Regions from separate parts of the Homo sapiens genome. Here regions 1 and 3 are each linked to region 2. The links are chromatin loops, found by intact Hi-C in ENCODE. Cell type or tissue: Calu3. All regions are shown on one strand.

Region 1 (2,500 bases), 93 kb before region 2:
ATCCACTGTGTATGTCATTACAGAGGAAGACACTGAGGCTCAGAATGCTCAGAGAATAACTAATGCAAAGATAATAAGTGATAGCACTGGGATTCAAACCCACTCTGAAGCCACAGCCTGTGTCTTTTCCTGGGATCTAATTATGTCACCAAAGTGTGGGGGTTGGGAGGGAAAGGAAGAAATAAGTAAATAAAATATTAACTTGCCATTGAGTTCCTTTGCTAGAATTCACACGAAATTAAATGAATCTACAGTTTCTTTTCCTTCTTCCCAAATAAATATTTTTGAAGTTGGCATCCACAGAGCTTTATTTTATCTGTAGCCATAGCTAACACAGTTTTACACCAAGGATCAGGATAGTAGTTTGTCAGCAAGCAGAGGCAGTGAAGTCAATATTTCTCAAATAAGTTCACTATGTGTCCCTCATATCTGATCTGACTCACCCTTCCTGGCAGATGCATGCCTCTCTTAATGGCCTTTATCTTCTGGCTGCCATAAGCAGATGAGAACAAAGTAAGCTGGGTGAATTCACAAGGTTTTTGGATTGACCTTGATCAAGTGAGCATGGCTGATTTTGCTTATGACACATGGATGCTGTTTTGTTTTGTATTTTAGTTGTTTGTTTGTTTGTTTGTTTTTTGTAGCAACATGGTCTTGCTTTGTTGCCCAGGCTGATCTTGAGCTATTTTTAATTTAAGTAAACATTAGTTACCTTTCGCCTATAACCACAATGCTTCTCCCCACTTCCCCTAAACCCAATATGTCAATAATAAGCTTCTGTGTGCCCAAATAAAAGTGAAAAGTCTGACATTATTAATGGCATTTATTTACCTCTCTCAGAGTGGTAAGATAATATCAGCAGGTACTATAAGGCTATCACAGTTTAGAGTAAATAGACCCTTTGCCCTCTCAATGCATTTGAGGAAAACTAAAGTTAATTCAGAGCATGGACTTGGCTCTACGGAAACAGGATACATAGATGCAAACCTCCCTTCTGGCACACACTCTGTAACCTCGGGCAAATTACACCTGTGTTTCAGTTTCTTCATCTGTGGAATGCAAATAGCAGCATCTAACTCATAGGCTCATAGGCTTGTAGTGAGAGTTGAAGTTTATATCAGAATATGCATGGTACATAATTAAGTGCTATGATGTTAGCCATTGATTTCAATTTAAACACAAAGAATAAATGACATGCTTTGCCTGTAAAATAGGTGCCTAAAACGGCGATACATTGGGCATACTGGTATATAATTTGGATCGGTTTCTATTTCTCAATCAATAAAGTCAAGTTTCTAGCAGAGGAGGGTATTGAGTCAGAGCTAAAGCACTCCAGCTTGTACAAAGGGAAAGGGATACTTTGTTCCTTTTTGAGACGGAATCATCTGGGCAAAGAAAAAGAGAGAACTTCATTCAGAGGGCTACCAGCTGTTCTTCCCAGTTTCTCAATTTTGAAGAGCACAGGCCATAAGAACCCTGGCTAGTGAAGGGTGGTTAAAGAGAATTAGGCCCTTCTGATGACCAATCCAAAAGCTGGGAATCACTGAAGGTCTTTGGTGAGCAATTTGGCACAACTGGTGAATCATTCTGGCTGCTGTAAATGAAACAGATACCAAGACGTTGAAGACAGTGGCAGAGGCTGCAGAAAACATCACAGCAGCCAAAGCCCAAAATAAGTCAGTCCCAGCATTTTGACAGTATATACAGAAAAAGGGAATAGCTGTTATCAGTTCTTTTATTAGGGGGAAAATATCAGTCTTAGAAACAACCTGATGAGAAAGACTTAAAAAGATACAAAAAAGTAAGGTAGGAGGCTTAAGACCAAGGGAAAAATAATGCAACCACTAAGAAAGGTAAAAGATGGGGAAATGAACGATTGTCAGTTTAAAAAAAAAAAATTCATCAATGCTCCTTGGGAAAATGGCTGATTTCAGGGTTTCAGGTCGGGAGCAGCAGACTATGGACAAGATGCACTTAGAATATCTTGCGTCAGAAAAGTAAGAAAGGTATTTGAGTTTACTGGCCATTTAAAAAGTATACAGGAGACAAAGATAAACCAAGCACCAAAAAGGATATTGACTGAAGTGACAGAAACAAATACATTAAGATTCATAAGTTCTTAATGACACTTAAAAAAGAAAAACTCACTGGTTCTCACTGGAGATTGTTAAAGCACCAAATCATTACTCTGATAGTTGGTAAAAGGAAAAAATTAAGACTTTTCCCTGTCTATCCTGCACATTGTGAATTTCAGGAGACCTAAATAATTTATGAGGGAAAGTTCTTTACAGACCGAATTCCAATTAATAAATGCAAGAAGAATGATGGATTTAGATCATCACCATTTTGCAACCCCTAATGAAAAGGATCTAGGCTACAACGATCTGTGATACTAAAATCATTAAGTAGAAGACAGACAGCTAAGTGACACTACCTAAACTCACGAATCAATCTTTCCATCTCAAAAAGAGAGATATCCAGACATTATGCGTCTCACGAT
Region 2 (2,500 bases):
GCAGGTGTTTACCACAATAAATCTCCTGGAACAACTCTGTTCTACCATCTGCTTCTTGCAGGACCCAAACTGACATGCTTCCCAACAACAAGAAAAGTGACATTCCTTTTTAAAGACCCAGAGAAAATCCTAGTATCATGTTCTTTGGTATGTTCTGGAATCAAGGACCCAAGATTAATTGGTAACTGATTCACTTATTCAGGAATTCATTTAATCAATCACTTCAATAGGTATTAATTAAGCACCCATTGTATGCCAGGAACTGTGCTGGACCTTAGAGCTATAACAGTAAACAAGGAAGACGTAAGTGAAAATCTCATCTAAGCAACTTGTAAAATGAAAGACCATGGGTAGTCCAGGAAGGAAAAGCTGTCTCTGGGTGTGGCTGAACGTTAAAGCAATCTATCCTATCTGATGAGAAAACACACAAAATGATCATTCCAGACCACAAAGATCTCCAATTACAAGAAACATAACTTCCGCCACTGCTATGCCCTTTGCACACTGTACATAGTCAGTTCCTCCCACCAGGAGTCATCGGAGAAAGGAAACTGCACGTGGATGGCAGGACAACAGCACAGCATTGCTGGCTGTCATGGTAGCTGGCACATGCCAGCTCCTTTTTCTGCATTCAGCTCCCTCCTGCCCCATCACCTAAGAGCCAGGCAAAAACACTTCCACTCGGCTGGAGCCACCAGGACTTTGACCTACATAAAGTGCCACAAAAATCACCCAATTGAACAAGCTCTGGGCCAGAGAAGGAGCTGAGGTCCAGCTGAAGGTGATGTCCAGCCCAAGAGGCTGTCCCCATAAACTGACCCTCAGGGGGTGCTGAGTCCCACTGCCCTGGTTTCTCCACATCTGTGTGATATAAGGAAGCCAGAGACCACCACAGCCTGATGAGTTCTTGGAGAAGCCCAGAGCCAGTGGGCCTGTCTCTCCACAGAGTCACGCTCAGGGCTTTAGTTAAAGGATCCCTGCAGAGGGAGTGGGTTTGAATTCCAAATCTGCCATCCTCATCCTAGGACAAAGAGCAAGACCTTTAACGTCTCTAGGCCTCAGTTTCCTCTGCTGCAAAGGAGTGAGGGTACCTGTACCTCCCTCATTGGGCTATTGTGAGGACTAAATGAGATAACATATGGAAAGCACACAGCACTGTGCAAGGCAGCTTGAGAGGGCGTGAGCAGGATTGGTGAGGACTATTCTTGTTTGCCTGGCTCTAGCCGTTACCCTGACTTCAATCACCTCTAACTATGCGTCCTTCTATTTTGCCTGTTTCCCTGTTTTAAAAAAAAAAAGTAAAAAGAAAATATAAATTCCTTTCTGCTTTCAGAAATGAATTTTCTGAAATTATACCCATCATGGGGATTCCAGGGACCATGGACTCTTTGCAGACACACTACTCAAACCCATGGAGAAAATGTCCCATCGGCTGCCCGGGAGCCTCTGCCTTGGCCACTCGCAGCAACCCTGGGAGAAATAAGGGCCTCAGACAGAACAATAGCATGGATTGTGCCTCTTGCAGGAATTTCATCTGTCACTGAGTAACAGGTTTTGATCTCAGGCTCGCTGCCAGTTAGGAAGTGAAACCCTTTCCGGAACACTTGCTGTTTTGTTGGTTTTCCCCTGGAGATTTAATGATTTCACCTTGGAGGTTTTAGCTGATGAGCTGTGCTCTGTATGGAGCCTACCCATGTGAAAAACCAATCAGGTATTTCATGGGCTCCCCAGTATTCTATTTCGTGAGTTTGGAGACCCACTAAGCCAACAATTGGACACCCCCACAAGGTGTGCATTTGCTGTCACCAGAGCGAGCTCTGGGTCTGTCCGCGTGGCACAAGGAGAGCTGTTAGATCAGTCGTCTTCTCTAACCCAGAGGCCTAAGTGAGAGGATGAGAAAGAGAAAGGGCCATTGTTTCTAAAGACAGGTTCACCTGAAGAATTTGGACAATGATGCCGGTTTCAGTTTAAAGGGCCTTTGGGCAGGGTTGGCATTGGGAACAGGGGCTGAGGGAGCTTCTAGACTTTTCTGCATTATGAGCAGAGTAATTACAAATCAGCTCTGCAGATGACAGCACAGACCTCTTTGTGGTGGGTTCTCTTGGGCCAACAGCAGATTTGGAGCCGTGGAAGAACAGCGAGAAATCTCTTCACATGACCTTCATGTCTTCCTCCTGTAAACCGCATTGTATTTCTAACTTCAGATCAAGGGGACTGACATCTGCAACTCTTCAGGGAGGACAGCTGGGCCATGCCCCTTTGGGCCTCCCATCCTCCCCTCGTCTTGTCAGCCAGTCGTGCTGGGATCTGCCGGCAGCCTTGTGAGAACCGGGCAGGAACTGGCCAGCAAAGGCAGCTATAAATACTCCTCTTGGCAGCCAGCTTCACTTGGGAGCCCACAGCTGAGGGGCGGAGGCCAGCGGGAAGCACCTGCACCTCTTCAGGGTACATCCGAGCCTGGGCCTGGCTTCCCGCCCTCCACCTCTGAATGGGGATTTGG
Region 3 (2,500 bases), 97 kb before region 2:
CATTTGAGATACTCAAGGTAGATTAGAACATGTCTAGGCAGCTTTTTTTTTTTTTTTTTTTTTTTAGAGAGTTATGTGCCAAGAGCAGTGGGAAATTTGAATGCTTAAACAGTACCCAAAAGAAGAGAAAACCACCTGGTAAGATCTCTGACAGACACATAGGGTTGCTGCCACTAAGTACTCTTCTGACACCTCTCCTAGAATTCTGTTTATGGCCAAACAAACCATTTAATCTTCTAGAAACAGATTTATAGATGTGTTCTTTTTACTCTTTTGATATGACAGATTCTTGATTTAATTAGATCCCTTTCCCATTTTCAAATGCTCCCTCTGCTAATGCATTAACTTCTCCCTCTCCAACTGAAGAGATGTGGTTAATATTAAACACCCATCTTTCCATTTGTCTAAGATTCACCCCAAAGTGTCCTACTGGTTGAGGTGTCATCTCAACACAGAACACTGCTTGGACCTTGGCCAGACAAGGAACAAGAAATAAAACCTGATTCCCTATCCCACCATTGGTTCCCATGATAGAATACTGGTATTCCATTTTAGAGACAGAGACTCACAGAGGTTATTTGATTTACTCCAGGTCATGCAGCCCTTAAGTGGTAAGCTCATTTTAAAAAATGTTCTCTTACACCCACAGCCAAACTGCATTTTAATAGATTGAAACAGGCATCATACTTCCCCTAATCTCCAAAAGTTATTATTATATCCTCTTCTCAACGTAAAAAAAATTTTTTTGCAGATTTCATTCCTATGTACAAATTCACAGCACAATATAATGAGTCAACCATTTGCAGTGTTTGTTCATTACAGTCAACATTTAGAGTGTCAGAGCAAGCAGAAGTGATAAGCTGTTCACTTCCCTCAACAGTAATGAGAGATAAAATAAATTTGCCGTCAGCACCAAAGTCCTAAGTGTTAGGCAATCACAAGTATTTGCATGTACACCTCATAACAGCTGCAGGTAAATGATTTGACAAGGTCAAATTCAACTGAACAACAAAACCACCAATGGACTGAGTTTAAGTTGCTAGACCAGTTGGAAAAAAATACAGGAAGACAACCAACTAGGATGCAAAAACCCTGGTTTTCAGAATTGTAACTTTAGTAAAGATTTGTTTTGCCTTGGTAGAAGTCCTGAATGATATTTTCTCTACAGATAATACAAACAGTACAAAATGAAAAGGATTTTATAAGCAAGAAGTCAATGTCCCATGAACAAAGCAGATGAATACAAAACAGATTAACTGAGTCACAGAAGGTAAGATCTGCCAACTCACTATACAAATTACAGTGACTCAAAGGCATGTCTATATCTAATGTCATTTAGTTATATTCATGGTTCTCAGTTTTAGGAAATTTATATGGAAAGTTTAACTTTTAAATTTTGCTCTCCTAAAAAAAGCTGTAAGAAAACTGATAATTATGTATATACACACACAGACACACACACATATATATATTTTAACCCCCTGCCCCCACTTACAATTTTGGTTTCTTCCACCTTCAACATTACTCTAAGGCTATTAATGCTTTTTGTAGGAAAAAATTTAAATTTATTCTCTTCTCACATTTAGATCATTACCTAAGCAATATCAGTGTTCATATAGATTGTTAATATAATCTTAATTTACATTTTTCCCACTTCATAAATAAATTGGGATTGTTTGTATACCCCATGTTAAAGCTGTGATTTACTATGATATTTCTATAAACTATGTAGCTATATTTTTTAAATAAAACACATGGCTTACCATAGTTCCTTTATTCAAGGACACCAATAATTTTAAGATATACCATCAATTTAATAATAGCTTTATAGGGAGCAAAACAGTAAGTACTTCTTCAAATGATCACAGCAACCGTAAGATACATCTCAATTTTGAAAGTGTCAAAATGAAAAAAAAGAGACTCTAATCAAGGACATACATTAATTATCTTATTTAGAGAGAGGATGCAGAAGAAGTGTTAGACTGTATAATATGGAGTCAGCCTTCTTGGGTTCAAATTTGACTCCTTCTCTTATTGGGTGATCTTAGGCAACTCAACCTATGCCTCATTTTTCTCTTCGGGAAAAGAAGACCATGAGACCATCTGCGACATAAGATTGTTGTTACCAGGTCTAAATGAGTTACTGTTCTTAAAGTACTTCAAACAACCTGATATGATAAATGTTATATTAGGATTTGTTAAATATTAATAGTTATCATCATTTTCAGCACCACCACCTACCAGGGCTTACCGAAGCATTTGCTATATTTGGAGGTGAATGATTTCCAATTCAACACCAGTAAAATATTTTGATTCAAAAAAAATTTACTAGCAACTGAATGAGTACTTATATCAAGTTTTTAGAGGAAAAGGAGAGAAAAGGTAAAATAATTGTAAAACCATGATGCTGCTTTCTGGAAGGCAAGTTAGAGAAGCACTTTCTAACCAGGGGTCTTGTGGCACAGGCTTCAGAACATCCACAAGCCCTCTGAAATGAGAT

What was found. A loop is a pair of places that touch in the nucleus more often than their neighbours do. Peaks named below come from ENCODE experiments on the same cell type or tissue, not always from the same donor. Only the 100,000 strongest peaks of a DNase experiment are listed, where the experiment ranks them.
Region 1: a loop joins it to region 2, with 4 times the contacts of the local background. A loop is called at or near these places in 22 of 110 quality-filtered maps.
Region 3: it touches region 2 in a loop (4-fold over the local background); 21 of 110 quality-filtered maps call a loop at or near these places.

The regions. Positions count from the first base shown.
Region 1 is chr7:22,350,526-22,353,025 of GRCh38, forward strand. The region is part of intron 1 of RAPGEF5 (Rap guanine nucleotide exchange factor 5); the gene reads right to left. Among named protein-coding and RNA genes, the nearest start is that of RAPGEF5, 5.4 kb to the right of the region's middle. RefSeq lists a silencer at 327-456 and enhancers at 1,247-1,356, 1,647-1,696. In Calu3, no CTCF peak of the experiment used is centred here; a DNase peak (open chromatin) is centred at 996.
Region 2 is chr7:22,443,138-22,445,637 of GRCh38, forward strand. All of the region lies in intron 4 of STEAP1B (STEAP family member 1B), which reads right to left. Among named protein-coding and RNA genes, the nearest start is that of STEAP1B, 56 kb to the right of the region's middle. In Calu3, no CTCF peak of the experiment used is centred here; DNase peaks (open chromatin) are centred at 544, 1,554 and 2,474.
Region 3 is chr7:22,345,655-22,348,154 of GRCh38, forward strand. The region is part of intron 1 of RAPGEF5 (Rap guanine nucleotide exchange factor 5); the gene reads right to left. Among named protein-coding and RNA genes, the nearest start is that of RAPGEF5, 10 kb to the right of the region's middle. In Calu3, no CTCF peak of the experiment used is centred here; a DNase peak (open chromatin) is centred at 947.